2 separate regions of the Mus musculus genome follow, and region 2 is linked to region 1. A link is a contact called in ENCODE Hi-C or POLR2A ChIA-PET data. All regions are on one chromosome and are shown on one strand. The core of a region is the stretch at or near the end of the contact, and the rest is flanking DNA. Distances in the headings are between cores, read along the strand shown. Region 1 holds the start of 1700025G04Rik (RIKEN cDNA 1700025G04 gene). Region 2 overlaps 1700025G04Rik (RIKEN cDNA 1700025G04 gene).

Region 1 (4,284 bases), core at 959-3,458:
TACCTTGGCTAATTTGCAAACTAGCTTTAAAAGTTCACAGAATGGGTGGGCTTTCTCAGGACATGTATGAAGTGCTTGCTCTGTGGCCTCTGAGGTGAAGAACAGAGTATATGGTCTTCAGTGTTCTTGATGTGAAAATGTTCCTATGACACACACATTCACCTGCACATTGGATATTGTTCATTTTCATTTTATCACCAGTGAAACTTTGGGGACATGCCCTAAACACTCCCAGAGAATGGTTGACTACTTTTCAATAAACTCAACAGCAATTCCCACCCTTCTTCAAGAAAAAAAAATGTTACAAAGGGGAAAACGCATGCTAAATTTGAGGTTAACATATATTGAAAGTGACCACTCTTGTTTATTTACTTATGCTAGCCATGAAGTGCCACCTGTTTGTGTTCTTCTTGCTTTCCTAGCAAGCTTACAAGGAAGAGATTATGAATTCCACTTCATAGAATGAAAAACTGACTAAAACTTCTACAAGCACTTTCCCTTCTTAACCTCTTCCTTTCGAGGGGCTAGGCGACAAATACAGATTACAGAAAGAAAAATAAACTAAAATATAGGTACGTTATAAAAGAAAAAGGCAATCCAGTTGAGTTTCACGAACAATGTAATATTAGCCTTTGATGTTGAAAAAGAGAGGGAAAAGAATTTAAGACCTGGGGTGGTGGTGCACGCCTTTAATCCCAGGACTGGGAGGCAGAGGCAGGGGGATTTCTGAGTTTGAGGCCAACCTGGTCTCCAGAGTGAGTTCCAGGACAGCCAGGGTTATACAGAGAAACCCTGTCTCGAAAACAAACAAAACAAAACAAAAACCAACAACAGCAACAAAAAGAATTGAATTTAAAAATGAAGAGGCCAACTTTCCAGACACTTAATGGGTGGGTTTTTAGCTTATTTCATTAAGCCAACTTATGAATTTGCTTTTCAATTAAGTGTCATATTACTGTCACAGCTGTGTCTTTTTCTGTCTTCCAACTTCATCCTGGCTGAATGTGGGAAGTGATTCTGCTGTGTGTGTGTGTAATCGGTGAGGTCTGGGGAGGATCTTTTACCACCATTGTTTCCATGGGTGTCCTCGCTCTGGGGGCCTGGCATTCCTCAGGAGTCTAAGGCAATGAAGGAGCAGTGAAGCGCGCAGAAGAGGCACAAAAGAGCCGCAAAGGCTATCAGTGTAGAAAGATCAATTCAGTGTGCACACGAAAGGCCCAGTATGCCTGGGATGAGGAAAAAAATATGCCTTCCTAAAGTGAAGGAAACTGGTTGCCCTGTGGGGGTCCACAAAGAACTGGCCCTCTGGCCAGGGACGATCTTTTTAGGTCCTTTATCAATCTCTCAGCTGGCGCGGCCTCGCCCCTTCTGTCCACAGAGGCTTGGGAGGGTGGGGAAAGCAGAGCAGGGCATCCGCATCTTTCCTCGGCAGGTTTCAGCTTTTTCTAAGTCGCAGAAGCGTCTTCCTTCTTTCATCTTGCAGGCGCTGCAGCTGGGAGACAAGGTGGAGACGCTCAGAGGTGGGTCTCCCGGCCTTGGCTGCGGCTGGCTCTTCCCGGCGGCCAGGGAGGGGTAGGGCGAGGCTGTGCAGCCTTCCCGAGTTAGCTCCAAGCAGCCACAACCCCTCTGTGCGTCCCAGAGCTGTCGATCTGCCTGACAGACTTCTCCTCTCCCGGTTCCTGCCTCAATCCTAGTGAAGCCTCTGTCGGCACCCACACCATCAACCAAGTGACAGGTCCCTGGAAGGCCAGGCAGGATACAGCCTTCCTATCTGGGTCTGTCCTCCAGTTTGCACGGGTGCGCGCGAAATCACACACACACACACCACACACACCCGCCACACAGACCCACAGTCCGCCCTTCCTGCAGAGCACACACCACACACACACACACACACACACACACACACGCACACACACAACTCGCCCTCCCTGCAGCACGCGTGTGCATGCACACACTAAGCTCGCTCCTCTTTTCCCTACAGCACACACACGCACGCACGCACGCACACACAGGCCGACAGACAGACACAAGCGAGCCCACCCTTCTCCCTCCCCGCAGCCCTGGCTGCCCAGCCCCTCTTCCCCGAGCGCCGCGCCCGGCGGCCTCCGCAGGCCCCGCCCCGGGGGAGGAGAGCGGGCCGCGCGCGGGAGCCGGGCAGGGGAGGGGACGGGCGGCGGGGGAGTGTCTGGCTGCCCCCGCCCCTCGAGTGAGCGCCTGGGCGCGGAGGTCCCCTCCCTCCTCGCTCCGAGTCTGCCAGCTCCCGCTCGCTCCCTGCCCACTCCCGGGGGGCCGTTCCGTGGCGCGGCCGCCGCGGCCACCGCTTCTTTCACACTTTAGTTGCCGCGAGCCGCGCGCCGCGCTCAGTGACTGGAGAGAGCTGGCCGCGCGCCGCCTTCCCGCACGCACGCACGCGGGCCCGGCTCCGGGGTTTTCGGCTTTTACTCCAGGCGGCGGGGAGGAGGGGGAGCCCCGGCCACACTGTAGGGAGGAGGAAGAGGAGGACGTGGAGGAGGGAGGAAGAGAAGAGGCGAGGAGGCCAGGGGCGGGGGGCGGGGGGCTTGCCACCTTCAGCCCCCCCCCGCGAGCGCCCAAGGTAAGCGGGGGCCACCTCCGGCGCGCTGGGCATCCCGGGTGGGCGAGGAGGGAGGCCTGCGGGGTGTCTGCCGAAGGGATGGGAGCCGCGATCCCGGTGCTGCCGGCGCTCTTCTCTGGCTGGGGCTGCCGCTGCGGGGCTGCTGGGGCTGCTCGCTGCAAGGGACCGGAGCCAGGCTGGGGGAGTTGGAGGGGGGCGTCTGCTTGCAGGGTGGAGGGGTTGGGATGCGGTTAGGGCTGCTGACGACTTTCGTCACATCGAGGCCTGGGTGGCTGGTGTGAGACACCCCTCCCTTCCCACCCGCACCCCGCGCCGCCCTCAGCCTTCCTGCTCTTCTCTAGCTTTGCCTGTAGCCACTGTTACTTTGCAAGCAGGAGCTGGGAAGGAAAAAAAAAGACACCCAAATTTAGAATCTTTGGCTAAGTCTCCAAGTCCCTTCCCTCGTTCCCACTGATGGATGCGTTTGTGTGGGGGATATGATCCCCGAGATTTCTGAAGTTTTGACCTTTTTGGGGTGGCTTGTTTTCTGTACATCTGCTTGTCTTCCTGGGTGTATTTATTATTCGTGCCCTTGCGCGGCAGCCGGAGGGTGCTTGGTTGTATTACATGAGCAGATTCCTTTCCACCTCTGCAGGCAGTTCGAGAAGTGCCGCGGCGGCTGGGCTGCCTTTGCTGCTTAATGTCCTTCCCTATCATCCGCCCTGCCCCCTCCCTCCAGAGAGAGATATTTTTTATACCCCTCTGTCATGTGTGTGTGGGAGAAGTCCTTAGGCCGAAGAGCTTTCATCGCCCATTCATTCCTCTTGCGAAGGCTCTGAATGGCTCAGGCATGTTGATAACATTTGGGGGGTGCCTATCTTTGCCTGTGGAGTTGCTTGGCCCAAGATAAAAATATACACACCCAAACACGCAGTAATCTTGAGGGAGCAAGCACAGTTTGAGAGGGAAGTGATTTGTTTCCAGTCGGAAGCTGACAACCTAGGAGATACCTTCATCGCCTGTGAGTTCGGAAGAGTGTTTTAAAATAGAGCTTATGCTCTGTGTGGCTGGAAGACAGCCATAAGTTCAGTTGCTCTGCAGCTCTGAAAGTGATACACCCTGACCAACCAGAACCTCAGTGAAGCTCCTCTGTGAAGCTCCTCTGACTCAGACATTGGGAGGGGGCCGCTTGGCCACAGATCCCCTGAACTTTTTTTTTTTTTTAATTTCTCTTTTAGACGTGTGAGGAGCTGACAAGCTCATTACACAAACGGTTATAAGAAACACCTTCCAATTCAAGGCGATGCTGTTCACATTCTACCTAATGAGAATAACCTTTGAGTTTGGTGGAACTGGGATGTACCAGGAGGAAGCAAACATGGGTGGGCCTGGACTACTTCAGTTCCGATGGGGGGGGGGGAAGGAAGATTAGGTGATATTTAAGAAGGGTCTGTTAAGTCCAAGATGCAGAGTTTGGGGGTTTCTACACCCCCACCCCCACCTTTGTACTTATGGAGCAGAGTTATATGGTTAACTGAGTATGTGCAGTGTTTTTAGCAATCCAATTGATGGGATTTGGAAATTCATCTGGACTCCATCATCTGTTTTTGTCCCCCTACTTAACAAGTAGGAAGGGTCCCTGGGATGGAACAGCCCGGCACATTTAAAGCCATTAAATGCTGGCACTAGTACTTCCGAGATCAGGCGCT
Region 2 (4,284 bases), core at 565-3,064, 140 kb after region 1:
ATCTATCTGCATTATCCCACACATCAGTCTTCTTTGTAAGGGGCTGAGTAATATTCCATGATATTCAGGTGTCACACTGTACGTTGATGGAAACTGTGATGCTATTCATTGTTGCAAATGCAATCAATGAACAAGGCGTGCAGATGTCCCTTTGACAAACTGGTGTCAAATCCTTAGGGAAATGCCCAAAAGAAGGTTCCTGGATTGTACAGTAATTCTATTCTTTCATTCATTTACTGTGAGTTCTTAACGTCAGAGGACAACTTACAGAAGTCCTCCTCTTTCCACCATGGGGGTCTTGGGGTTAGAACTCAGGTCATAAGGCTTATTAACAGCAAGGACCTTCGGCCACTGAGCCCTTTTGCTGACCCACCCAGTAATTCTGGTTTTAGTTTTCTAAGGGAATTCCTGAAGATTTCCTGCAGTAGCTTTGCTGACTCACCGAGGAGATTGTTGTCCTTGTTTGCATGATTGATTGCTTTTGTGGTGTGGGAAAATTTGCAGGCAGGTAAGAAAGGGACTAACAGCCACATAGTTCTAGAATATTCCTGGCTGGTGTTTCAACCCCACCTTGCCGCGCCCCCTCCCCCCAGCGATCGCTTGTCATTTTAGTGGAAAATATCATGTGGTACTAAAATGATTAACTACTGCATTTGTTTTTAAGTCCATAAGTGTCACTAAATTGGATACATGTATACATTGTTTCTATCTAACCACAATACCTAGTTATCTGCAGAAGGTGCCTTCAGAATTATGACTAAAGGTCAGAAAGTAGTGGCTGGCTAAGGGTGTTACAGTGACTTCCCTCGAGGGCCCTAGAAGTACCAAATATTACCTTCTAAAAACAATAGTAAAATGTGGTGCTAGACGGGGTTGCAAGGGTTTGTATTGCTTGCTTTTAAAAATATTCTGAAAGGACAGCAAATGAATTTGCTTTAATTTTGTAACCCGCTCAATTTTTTCCACATTTCTCTTTGCTGCCTTACTTATTTAGCCGGGCAGGGCTGACAGGCAGGAGCCCAGGCTCTCGGGCTGGCCTCCCAGTGAGTGTCGTTTCCTATGGCTGTGGTAGGATGGATTCACTGGTTGGATCTGAAGCATATAGGTAGCGGTTGGTGACGTGGTAGAAGAAAGGTACCATTTGATAACATGTTTTTCGTAAGGGAAAGACGCTATAGAGGACCCTAAAATATACAACCAAGTAACAATGATTAGAACGGGCATGGATTTTAAGTGGAAGTGAGCACAGAAGAGCCCTGAGACGAGCACTCTGATACAGGCTGATACACAAGGGTTTGAGCAACATTGCAAACCAGTGGGGGAAGATTACTGTTTAGTCAGTCACAAACCACCTACCAGTGAATACAAATGAACTGGAAAATTGTCATTTTTTTTTTATCATGTTACTAAAATCTATGTGAAAACAATTGGTAGTTAGCCAATATTGTGATGAGGTAGAAATTTGGATTTAAAAAAACAAAACAAAACAAAACAAACAAAAAAACACAGAACAAACCACAAAGAAATAATCATTGCACTTCACCCTGTCTTAATAAAGATAGTCCTAAGTATGAGAAACAAAATCAACTCGAATTCCCACAAATAAACCAAGATGTCACCTAGCAATGTTTCAGGTTACCCCAAGGGCAGGACCAGGGCTGGAACTGACCTTCCCAGGTTCAAATTCTAGATTCTGGGAGGACTTGAGCCCTGAATCTGCAGCTGCCTCCCTGCCTGGCTTCCTTAATGAAGCTCAGTTGCGTAACTGGGTTCTGCCTCTGGCTAGCTGCTGAAATCTGCTGCTTGGAGGGAGGGTAAGCCCACTGCCTCCTCTGGGCAGGAGTACATTGGCCAGAAAAGGGTTCTGGGCAAATCAGGAGTGGGTGATGGTTATTATGTGTGAATTTCAAATATCATAGGTTGGATAACATACAAACACTTAAAAGGCTGAGAAAAATAACTTGTGACTGACGGTGTGTAGGGGGTTGTTTGTTTCCCCAGGAGCTCAATCAGCCTTCTTCCTGTTTTTGATTCCCAAGTTTACTTTGTATGGGATTTGTGGTGGGTCCTTCTCCTGTTTCCTAAGGATACCTTCTCTAGCTCAGCTCAGCTTCTCCTGGCTCAGCTGTCACCAACTGTCCTCTCAGCTCACTCTGCTAACCAGAGTCACTTTCAACCGCCTGTTTTCACGCTGGTCAGTCTCTCTCTTCTCTGACCCCCCTCAAGCTTCCTTCCTCCTGCACCAACTGTCTTCTCTGACCCAAATGCAGTCCTTCTCCAATCCCATTCCTCTGTCGTCTGGACTCTACTCCAATCCTACTAAATCCCACTCGATCTCTCTCAGCCTCTGCTGGCTTCTTTATATCCTCTTCTGTTCCCAGAATTCCAAGAGGCAACCACCACTGAAAGGCATCTGGTCCTTTAAAGGGCCAGGCACACAAAGTAAACCACACTACACAAGTGTTACACAAAAATGCTACCTCAAAGGAAGAAGAAGGTCTTGACTGTCCTGATATATCTCTCTGAGTGTGGCCTTTAAGTGGGCAGAGGAGATGATGAACAGGTTGCAGGAGAAAATAGGATGTGTGGAAGGAGAGGAGAAAGTCCACCTCAGCAGAGGGATGAGAGACACAGATGAATAAAACAAAGTGATGGTTTTGCTTAGGATGTTGGCAGCACTTTTGTGAGATTGGCTTGTTTGGTTTTTTTTTTTTTTTTTTTTTTTAGTCATACTGTTGATTTTAGCAAAGAGTGAGTCAGATCTTCACATTTATCTGCTTAGAATATGAATAAATACAAGCTTTCTGGATAAAGATATTGCAAGTCAAAGAGGAAACCCTGTTCAGTTGGCCTTCGACCCTTAGATGGCAGTCAAGGAGACCGCCATGGAGATTGAACCATTTGCAGGAGGTTGATAGTGGGGAGACTGGGACTGGCCAGCTTTACCTCAGTGACTAATGAGTAGACTGGAGTAGACTGTCCAGGGATTGAGATGCATCCGCCACTGAACACCATTCGTAGATGTCTAACTTTGGCATGCCTACTTTGCAGAGAGGCAAAACTTGTACAGGTAAATTCTTAATTTTAACAGCATGTAGTGAATGTAATAATAGATTGTTTCTTTACTACAGTGAAAATACTACTTTGGTTGTCAAAAGAGCATCGACCTACCTGGTGTGTGTACCAAAGATAAGTGTCACTCAGATGACCCTCCGTTCCCTTGGCCCCTCCCCAACCCTGCTCTCCCCTTCTGTGGATCTGCGGCTAGGCTTCCTTTACCCAGGTAGCTAGAGGCTGTGCCAGAGGCTGCTCATGTCCACACTAAGGCAGCCAGCCCCTTGGGGTCCATGCCCAGGGAGGTGGGTGTCCGTCTCCACTGCCTGTGCATGGAAGAATGCTCACTAGAGCCTGTGCTTCTGTAGAACGTGGTGTGATGCAGGAATGAGCTCGTGGCCTCATCACAGTTACGGCCTGAAGGAGAATTCCTGAAATAAAAGCTCTGTCTCCAACAGCTGGGTAAAACTTCAGTGTCGGTAGAGATACTGGACCGTTACAATTACGATTACAGTTTACCTTGGACCATCTTTAGCTCTCTCAAGAGCCGTTCCTTGTCGACATCTTGTCAGAGTTAGTGTCCTGGTAAACAGATAAAACCCTTGTAATGTATTAACTTAACAAAACCCCGTTCTCCCACCAGCCACGGGGCTGAGTACTGCTGGATAGCGTCTGAGCTCTATGGCTGAGATTTCTCCTGCTGACAAGCCACCGCTCAATGTTCCTACCAGTGGATTTACTTTTATTTCATTTTATTTCTTAATTATTTTTGAGACAGGGTCTCTCTATGTAGTCCTGGCTGTCCTGGAACTTGCTATGTAGACTTAAGTTGGCCTTGAACTCAGAACTGCTCCTGCCTCTTTCTCCCAAGTACTGGGATGAAAGGTGTGTGTCGGCACCCTCGACAGCTTTTTAGAAATGCCTTGATTCATAGCCTTTGTTGGTACACTTTTTCACCTGCTTTTTTGGGTTCTTCTACCTCTACCTCTGCTTCCAACCTTTATTCCGCCTCACCCCTTCCAACCCCCAACACTAGGTAGGCGAGAAAGGGTTAGAGGTAAAAGGGGTATAGACCTCTTTCAGCAAACAAAATAGGCTACTTCCTGCTGATTAGGGGCATTGGGTTCCTTGGGGCAAGCTCAGTCTTCCTTGTCAGGACCTCTACCACAGCAACAGCAACCAGGAGCAGCCAGGGTGGAGTGAGGGGGTGGGGCTCTGTCATTTTTACAC

What was found. A loop is a pair of places that touch in the nucleus more often than their neighbours do. ChIA-PET counts read pairs that join two places held with the same protein, here RNA polymerase II (POLR2A).
Region 2: a loop to region 1 is called in a map of left cerebral cortex, with 4 times the contacts of the local background. The contact joins the enhancer-like site here to the promoter of 1700025G04Rik in region 1. A Hi-C loop is called at or near these places in 3 of 37 maps with a recorded cell type or tissue (gastrocnemius and left cerebral cortex). POLR2A ChIA-PET finds 5 or more read pairs at or near these places in 1 of 5 experiments (Patski).

Annotation. Positions count from the first base shown.
Region 1 is chr1:152,088,244-152,092,527 of GRCm38, reverse strand. 1700025G04Rik (RIKEN cDNA 1700025G04 gene) reads left to right here and starts at 2,208. Exons shown (of 6, transcript NM_197990.3): 1 at 2,208-2,596.
Region 2 is chr1:151,945,766-151,950,049 of GRCm38, reverse strand. All of the region lies in intron 3 of 1700025G04Rik (RIKEN cDNA 1700025G04 gene), which reads left to right. Among named protein-coding and RNA genes, the nearest start is that of 1700025G04Rik, 140 kb to the left of the region's middle. Within about 2 kb of position 1,814, at least 2 of the 3 ENCODE cell types and tissues checked have a DNase peak (open chromatin) inside an H3K27ac peak, as active enhancers do; they include left cerebral cortex, where a contact is called at or near this core.